2 separate regions of the Homo sapiens genome follow, and region 2 is linked to region 1. A link is an interaction called in ENCODE POLR2A ChIA-PET data of the cell type or tissue named here. Cell type or tissue: PC-9. All regions are shown on one strand. Each heading gives the region's core, and the rest is flanking DNA. Links, peaks and the distances in the headings are about the cores only.

Region 1 (4,394 bases), core at 256-4,255:
TTTGCGTGCACTCACAGGTAAAGTCAGGATTTGAACCCCGGGGGATGTGACTCCATAGCCCATGCCGCAAGCACTAGGCTGTATTATAAGCATCAATTACTATTTCTTTCCCTTTGAGCACTCGAAAGGGGCACTGGGAAGTGGTCCAGCCACGCCCTCCAGGCAGTGCTGAGCAAGCCTGGCCCTCCCGCTTGCCTTCTCTGACCTTGGGCGGCAGGAAAGCCTGGAGCTGCCTGCAGATTCCCAAGGTGGCCTCTAGATGGCACGGTTGAGCATTCTTTATTTCTGCCGGTGGCATGGCCAAGGCTGGGGACAGAGCCGGTGAGGCAGAGGAACAAAGGACCAGAGTAGAAGCAATAATAAGAAGCCCATGGGGTGATCCCTCTTCTCCAGGTCCTCTTGTGGAAGGGCAGGCAGTGAAAACAGTTTCTGTTTCTTGGGGCTTCGCTATGTGCTTGGGACTGTACCAAGCACTCTATATCCATTAGGTCATTTGCTCCCGCTAAAATTTTATGAGGTCGTTGCCGTGGCTCATGCTTGTAATTCCAGCACTTTGGGAGGCTGAGGTGGGAGAATTGCTTGAGCCCAGGTGTCTGAGACCAGCCTGGGCAACATAGAGAAACCCTGTCTCTACAAAACATACAAAGATTAGCCAGGTGTCGAGGTGCACACCTGTAGTCCCAGCTACTCAGGAGGCTGAGGCAGGAGGATCAGTTGAGCCCAGGAGGTCGGGGCTGCAGTCAGCAGTGTTCATGCCACTGTACGCCAGCTTGGGCAACAGAGCAAGACCGTGTTTCCAAAGAAAAAAACAAACAAACGTGCAAAAACCTTCTGAGGTAGGCTCTATTTTATGATTATGGATGGAGAATCAGAGCCTCAGAATGTCACTCCGTTTGCAAGAGGTGGAGCTTGGACTTGACTTGAGGATGGACTCCTCTTGAGTGCTTGCTCTTATCCACGCTGCTCTTCCTTCTGCCTAAATGCCCTGGGGAGAAGGGGGAGCCCCAAAATACACATCAGACTCATAGCCTGACAAATTGTCTTTACTTCCCTCTCTATTAATAGAAGTTTACCGTCCCCAAAGGCAGACTTGGCGTGACGAGGATAGGAGACTTGTCCCTGCAGGATATGAGGAAGGTACCTTCTCTGGCCCTCATAGAGCTGACCGCGCTCTGTGACATCCTCGGCTTGGACCTGAAGAGGAGCAAGGCGGGGAAGTGGAAAGCGGCAGGTGAGCAGCCCCAGCCCAGGGAAAGCCCTGTGGCCACAGTCCTCATAGGGAGCTGAACACGGACTCTCCCAGCAAGAGATGCTCAGCTTTGTCTTTCTTTCTTTTTTTTTTTTTTGAGACGGAGTCTCGCTCTGTCACCAGGCTGGAGTGCAGTGATGTGATCTCGGCTCACTGCAACCTCCGCCTCCCGGGTTCAAGCAATTCTTTTGCCTCAGCCACCCGAGTAGCTGAGACTACAGGTGCGCACCACCATGCCCAGCTAATTTTTGTATTTTTAGTACAGACGGGGTTTCACCATGTTGGCCAGGATGGTCTTGGTCTCTTGACCTCGTGATCTGCCTGCCTCAGCCTCCCAAAGTGCTGGGATTACAGGTGTGAGCCACCACGCCTGGCCAGCATGCTCAGCTTCTATATTCCTTCTGTTTACATTTTTTTTTCTGCATATGTAAACAATTCCTGCTCATTGTGGGAAATTTGTGAAATAGAGTAAAATACAAAAAGGAAAAAATATAATTCAGAAAAGCACTTTTAGTGTATTATCTTCCTTTGTGTGTATATGTGTGTATCCTTTTTTCACCTAATATTATATAATTATGGTTTGGGAGCAGTGGCTCACACCTGTAATGCCAACAATTTGGGAGGCCGAGGTGGGAGGCTCACTTGAGCCTGGGAGTTTGAGACCAGCATGGGTGACATAGTGAGACCCTGTCTCTACAAAAAATAAAAAAGTAGCCAGGCGTGCTGGTGCACACCTCTAGTCCCACCTACCTGGGAGGCTGAAGTGGGAGGATCACTTGAGCCCGGGAGGTGAAGGCTGCAGTGAGCCTTGATCATGCCACTGCACTCCAGCCTGGGTGACAGAGACAGACTCTGTCTCATTCTATATATATAGAACTATGAGACCCTGTTTCATAATTCCATTATATATAATAGAATATATTATAGTTATAGATCTATATTATAGAACATTATATATAATAGAATTATGGACATTTTCCAGTTATTGTATCATTTAGTGGTTGTCATGATAATGCTACATAACAAACAACCCCCAAACTCATGACTTAAGAATTCTTTACTCTTGCTCACATGTTTATGAGTAAACTGGGCGTAGCTTGGCTGATCTAGGCTTAGCTCCAAGTTGTTGGCTGAGTGTAGGTCTGCTCACAGGTCTCTCATCCTCCTGGGACCAGCTGGCTGTCTGGAGGATGTTCTTATGGTGACAGCAGAAGCTCAGAGGGCAAACTGTACCGCATTTTAAGCCTCTGCTTGCATCTTGTAGGTTACCATGCCATTGGTCCAAACTAGTCACATGGCCTAGCAAGGGGTGAGGAAGTACGCTGTGCTTCCCTAATGGGAAGATTTGCAAATTCACATGGCAGAGGGTGTGGATACAAAGAGGGGTAATGAATTTAGAACAATAGTGACATTTACCACAACTATTAAATATTCCTTGAAAACATGATTTTTATTTATTTATTTTTTTTTTTTTTTGAGAGAAAGTCTCTCTCTCTTGCCCAGGCTGGAGTGCAGTGGCATGATCACAGCTCACTGCAGCCTCAATCTCCCCAGGCTCAGGTGACCCTCTCACCTCAGCCGCCTGAGTAGCTTGGACTGCAGGTATGTGCCATCATGCCCTGCTAATTTTTGTATTTTTTGTAGAGATGCAGTATTTTTATGTTGCCCAGACCGGTCTCGAACTCCTGGGCTCAAATGATCTTCCCACCTCAGCCTCCCAAAGTGCTGGGGTTACAGGCATGAGTCACCTTGCCTGGTGAAAACATGATTTTTAATCACTGCACTATTTTCCTCCTCGTGGATGTATTCTAATATATTTAACCATTTCCCTATTAGTGGACATTTTTGATGCCCATGTCTTTCCTATTATAAGACACAATCATTACTGCTGTATATATGCTTTTGAATGCATCTTAGCTTACTTTAGATTATACTTATGAGTTAAGTTCCTGAGATAATATTGCCCTTCAGCAGTGTATGAAAGTGTTCATTTCACTGCAGCATTGTCAACATTATGCATTGTGATTTTTTGGTTTGTTTTGGTTTGGTTTTTTGGTTTGTTTCTTTAAAGACAAGAGGATGGTGAATAAAAAAAGACCAGGGGGAGGAATCTAGCAGAGGTGGGGTAGGCCAGAGAAGGGAGAAAGAAGGAAGGTGTGGAGAAAATGTGGAAGGAGGAGTTTGCCTGAGAAGACCTCAAGCCAGGGTGGTTAAGATTGACCCAGGGAATACATTCTCTAGGACCTGGCCCATCCTGCAGAGCCAGAGCTCTATCCAGGACTGCTGTTACATTTTTATACCTGGTGCCTTCTGGAGCAGCAGCGTGCTTCCCTTTCAATACTTTTTTTTTTTTTTCTGTGAGACAGAACTTTGCTCTTGTCACCCAGGCTGGAGTGCCATGGTGCAATCTTGGCTCACTGCAACCTCTGCCTCCTGGATTCAAGCGATTCTCCTGCCTCAGCCTCCCGAGTAGCTGGGGTTACAGACACCCGCTACCACACTCAGCTAATTTTTTGTGTGTTTTTAGTAGAGACAGGGTTTCGCCATGTTGGCCAGGCTAGTCTCGACCTCCTGACCTCAGGTGATCCGCCTGTCTCAGCCTCCCAAAGTGCTGGGATTACAGGCTTGAGCCACTGCACCCGGCCCTTTCAATACTTCTTTAACCAGCTAAGATTTTCTGCTCTGAGACATATCTCCTCAGCAGTAATGTTTTAATGAAAACATTACTGCTGAGGCCTAATGTTCTGCTCAAGAGGAGCGGTTTGGGTCCAACCATTCTCTAGAGAGCTCAGTCCTTCCACAGGAAAAGGGGTCTGATTCTAGTTGCCCAGGAGATCCTGTAGGTCGGAGCCCAGTGATCATTCCAAGAAGTGAAATGTGCCTCTGCTCTTTGACTTTCTGCAGAAACTCGCCTCTTTGGTGTGCCCCTTGACAGCCTGCTAGAAGCTGACCACAAAGTCCTCCCCAGCACACAGGTCCCGCTGGTCCTTCAAGCCGTAAGTCGCCCCTACCCCAGCTTGGGTTTATTTAATCCTTCAGAGGCTGGCTCAGGGGACCATTGTCAGGAGACATCCAGCAAAGGGGTGAAAGGATGTGCTTTAGAATCAGGCAGACTTGGGTTCAAATTCTGGCTCTGGCACTTGCT
Region 2 (4,394 bases), core at 70-4,069, 150 kb after region 1:
GGGATATATTCTAAGAACAAAAAATAACCGCACAGTAAGAAATCTTACTGTTTTCAGTAATTATGTTGTTAGTAATGGCATTGGTATGATTATTCTGAAGATATAAATATGTGTGTATATATTCAAATAATGTTAACATTGTTAGCAACCAAGATTTTCAGTATAACAAGATATAAAAATATAAAATAAAAACTGAAAAATCATATAATCCTAAATTTGAATTGCACGTATCCATATGAACACATGATGTATTTTCTCTTTACAAATATTAATTAATTAGCCTAGAACAACAAACAGCCAATCAAACAGGCAAATCACCTGAGGTCAGGAGTTCAAAACCAGTCTGACCAACACAGTGAAACCCTGTCTCTACTAAAAATACAAAAAATTAGCCAGGCGTGGTAGCAGGCGCCTGTAATCCCAGCTGCTAGGGAGACTGAGGCAGGAGAATCGCTTGAACCTGGGAGGCAGAGGTTGCGGTGAGCCGAGATTACACCACTACACTCCAGTCTAGGCGACAGAGTGAGACTCCATCTCAAAAAAAACAAACAACAACAAAACAACAATGACAACAACAATAAAACCCTCAAAATTCAGGAGTCCACTTGAAGGGGCTCCCGCTGGCCCAGGAATGGGACAATTTGAGCATCTGAAAAAATAACAGTGAAAGGTTGAAACATACTAAAATCTATGAATTCATCATGGTCACCTTTGGAGAATGCTAGGGAACCAGTTCATCATTCTGAAACTAGGAAATAAAGGGCAAAAGCAGGCATAGATCTCACCTTTCTTGTAGAAACTGTACCTCATGGCAACCGAACAGATAATAAGGGAATGTTTTTCTTTGTAGAGGATTTCTAGCTAAACAAATGAAAACAGAATGATGAAATACCTACCACCATTTTCTCTTTCTTTCTTTTTTTTTTTTTTGAGACGCAGTCTGGCTCTGTCATCCAGGGTGGAGTGCAATGGTGTGATCTTGGCTCACTGCAGCCTCTGCCTCCCGAATACCACCATTTTCTAGCTCCTAATGAAATAAAGGCAAGAGACAAATTCTTCATCAATGACAGCTAAAAACCACTCGGTGAAGAGTTGATGGAAGGCTGGGCACAGTGGCTCATGCCTATAATCCCAGCACTTTAGGAGGCCGAGGCAGGTGGATCACCTGAGGTCAGGAGTTCGTGAACAGCCTGCCAACATGGTGAAACCCCGTCTATGAAAATACAAAAATTAGCTAGGCGTGGTGGCACACCCCAGTAGTCCCAGCTACTTGGGAGGCTGAGGCAGGAGAATCACTTGGAAGTTGCAGTGAGCCGAGATCGTACCACTGCACTCCAGCCTGGGTGACAGACAGAGTTGGTCTCAAACAAAAAAAAAAAAAAAAGAAAAGAAAGAAAAAGAGTTGATGGACATCTTTATAATGGATGGATATTATGTGCCTCCTGGTGTGATACAATACGACATACTGCACATCATCCATGAAGAATTCTTAGGAAAAAATTTGAACCTGAATGTGATCAAGCCACTAAATTTAACTGCCATTTTACTAGAAATTCTGGGGACAGAGAAACATATTATGAATTAGCATCCCAACAGGAAGCAGATGGGATACTCAGGTTAGGAGAATGAGATGTGAAGGCAGGGTGTAAAGATGGTGCAGGGTCCTGGGAAGGTCCTCAGAGAAGCCTTTACAATAGGAAAGGAGAGGCTACCCAAATTTGGAAGGAGAAAGAGTTGTATAGAACAGTTGTGTTGAGAGGGACACAGCTTCAGTCAAGAAGCACAGCCAAACCAAGGTGGCCTTGCCAGGAGGGAGACAGGGAAATACACGCCCCAACTGCATTGTCCTCCCTCCCTCCCACACCTGCCAGGGCTCCCTATTGGCCAAACCCATCTGAAGCCAGAGGGCAAGAGAGCGCAGCTGATGTAATTCACACATGGCAGTCTCCAAGGGCAAATTCAAAGGTCAGAGTGGAGAAGGGTAGTTGCTAAATGGGACAAACGAGTACAGTCTGTCACAAACATGATAAATAACACCACAGGGCTGCAAACAGCAAAATCCAGAATGCAGAAAACTCTCCAGGACAAATAGCATTTTCCCCCCACCAAACAAATTGCAAAGGGGGAAAAGAGAGGGAGAAGATATAAATTAAAAGAAAATTTAGGCCAGTGCGGTGGTTCACGCCTGTAATCCCAACACTTTGGGAGGCGAAGGTGGGCGGATCGCTTGAGGGCAGAAGTTTGAGACCAACCTGGACAACGTGGTGAAACCCTGTCTCTACCAAAACATACAAAAAAAAAAAAAAAACAAAAAACAAAACTAGCCAATCGTGATGATGCACACCTGTAGTCCCAGCTACTCAGGAGGATCAGATGGGTGGGTCGCTTGAACCTGGAAGGCAGAGGTTGCAGTGAGCCGAGATCATGCCACTGCACTCCAGCATGGGTGACAGATCAAGACTTGGCCTTAAAAAAAGAGAGAGAGAGAGAGAGAAAAGAAAAAAGAAAATTTAAAAGCATAACAAAAATATAAAGTGTGGACCTTGTTTGGTTCCTAATTCTAATAAGCCATGTTTGATAAAAGAAACTTCTGAGCAAATCTGGCAAATGTGGATATTTAATAATATGAAAGAATTATTGATAGTTTTTAAAGATGTGGTTGTGATTTTTGTAGTTTTATGGAGGGAGAGAGAGTGAGTGAGCTTGTCTTATAGAGATGCATATTGAAATGTTGGCAGCTGGAGTCATATTTGGGATTTGCTCCAAAATAGGCAAAGGCTTATAGATAAAACAAGAGTGAGTGACCGTGTGTTGATTGTCACTGAATATGGGGGAATAGGTACACAGGGGCTGGTTATACTTCTCTGTTTTTGTGTGTGTTTAAAATTTTCCATTAAAAAAATTAAAAAGTTGAGCCAGGCACAGTGACTCATGCCTATAATCCCAGCACTTTGGGAGGCTGAGGTGGGAGGATCCCTTGAGCCCAGGAGTTTGAGACTAGCCTGGGCAATGTAGCAAGGCCCCTGTCTCTACAAAAGCAAAAAAAATTAGTGAGGCATGGTGACCCAGCTACTCCGGAAGCTGAGGTGGGAAGATTACTTGAGCCTGGGAGATCCAGGCTGCAGTGAGCAGTGATTGTGCCACTGCCCTTTGGCCTGGGTTGCAGTGAGACTGTCTCAAAAAATAAGATAAAAAGTAATGACACTCTTGTCTAGCCTTGTTTTGTTTATCATATAGCAATATTTCTTGGATATCACTCAGTAGCAGTGCGTAGTGAGCTGCTGCTTAAAAAACAAACAAACAAACAAAAACCCAGGAGTCTCACTATTGTTTCACAGGCTGGTCTCAAACTCCTGGGCTCAAGCGATCCTCTCACCTCGGCCTCCTGAGTAGCTGGGATTACAGGTGGGGATGCTTCTTCCTTGTCTCTTTATAATGTATGTCTGTATAAATTATATGTGTCACAAACACGATAACGCCATGGACATGCAATCAGCATATCTATGACATATACATATAAATTTTACTCAAACGGTAGCATACTATGGCTTAACAATATGTCTTGAAGATCACTCCATGTCAATACAAACCAAGCTTCTGCTTTTTTCCCTTATCTTAATATTATTTTTCATGGATAATGCATTGAAAATCTACTCTCCAACCTTGGCTCTTCTTTTTTTTTTTTTGGAGATGGAGTCTCACTCTGTCACCTAAGCTGGAGTGCAGTGGCACAATCTTGGCTCCCTGCAACCTTCACCTCCCAGGTTCAAGCGATTCTCCTGTCTCAGCCTCCTGAGTAGCTGGGATTACAGGTGCCCACTACCATGCCCAGCTAATTTTTAAATTTTTTTTTAGTAGAGATGGAGTTTCACCATGTTGGCCAGGCTGGTCTCGATCTCTTGACCTCAAGTGATCCACCTGCCTCAGCCTCCCAAAGGGCTGGGTTTTCAGATGTGAGCCACTGCGCCCGGCCTCCTTGGCTCTTTTCTCTTAAGAAACGGATGAGAATTGCAAACATTTTCCTATGATGGTATTTGTCTTTTAACTTTGTTGGGGTGTTTTTCCACTCAGATTCTTTTCGTGGACTTAAATTGCTTTTGGGTTTTATGTCATACTTTAAAAGGCCTCACTCACTTTGAGATAACAAAAAAAAAATCCTACGTTTTCTTTTCACATATGTGGTTTTTTAAAAATCCTTTTTGGGCTGGGCACGGTGGCTCACGCCTGTAATCCCAGCACTTTGGGAGGCCGAGGCGGGCAGATCCCTTGAGGTGAGGAGTTCGAGACCAGCCTGGTCAATATAGTGAAACCTCGTCTCTATTAAAAATACAAAAATTAGCCAGGTGTGCTGGCGCGGGCCTGTAGTCCCAGATATTTGGGAGGCTGAGGCAGAA

The links. Peaks named below come from ENCODE experiments on the same cell type or tissue, not always from the same donor. Only the 100,000 strongest peaks of a DNase experiment are listed, where the experiment ranks them.
Region 2: POLR2A ChIA-PET joins it to region 1 with 7 read pairs; 6 of 35 experiments call an interaction of 5 or more read pairs at or near these places.

The regions. Positions count from the first base shown.
Region 1 is chr20:38,633,555-38,637,948 of GRCh38, forward strand. ARHGAP40 (Rho GTPase activating protein 40) reads left to right here. Exons shown (of 15, transcript NM_001164431.3): 6 at 1,066-1,231; 7 at 4,154-4,245. Among named protein-coding and RNA genes, the nearest start is that of ARHGAP40, 34 kb to the left of the region's middle. In PC-9, for the core only: CTCF peaks have their summits at 262 (motif pointing right) and 467; a DNase peak (open chromatin) is centred at 2,357.
Region 2 is chr20:38,780,540-38,784,933 of GRCh38, forward strand. The region is part of intron 1 of LOC124904902 (a long non-coding RNA gene); the gene reads left to right. Among named protein-coding and RNA genes, the nearest start is that of PPP1R16B, 23 kb to the right of the region's middle. RefSeq lists enhancers at 1-456, 457-957, 1,451-2,062, 2,063-2,672. In PC-9, for the core only: no CTCF peak of the experiment used is centred there; no DNase peak of the experiment used is centred there.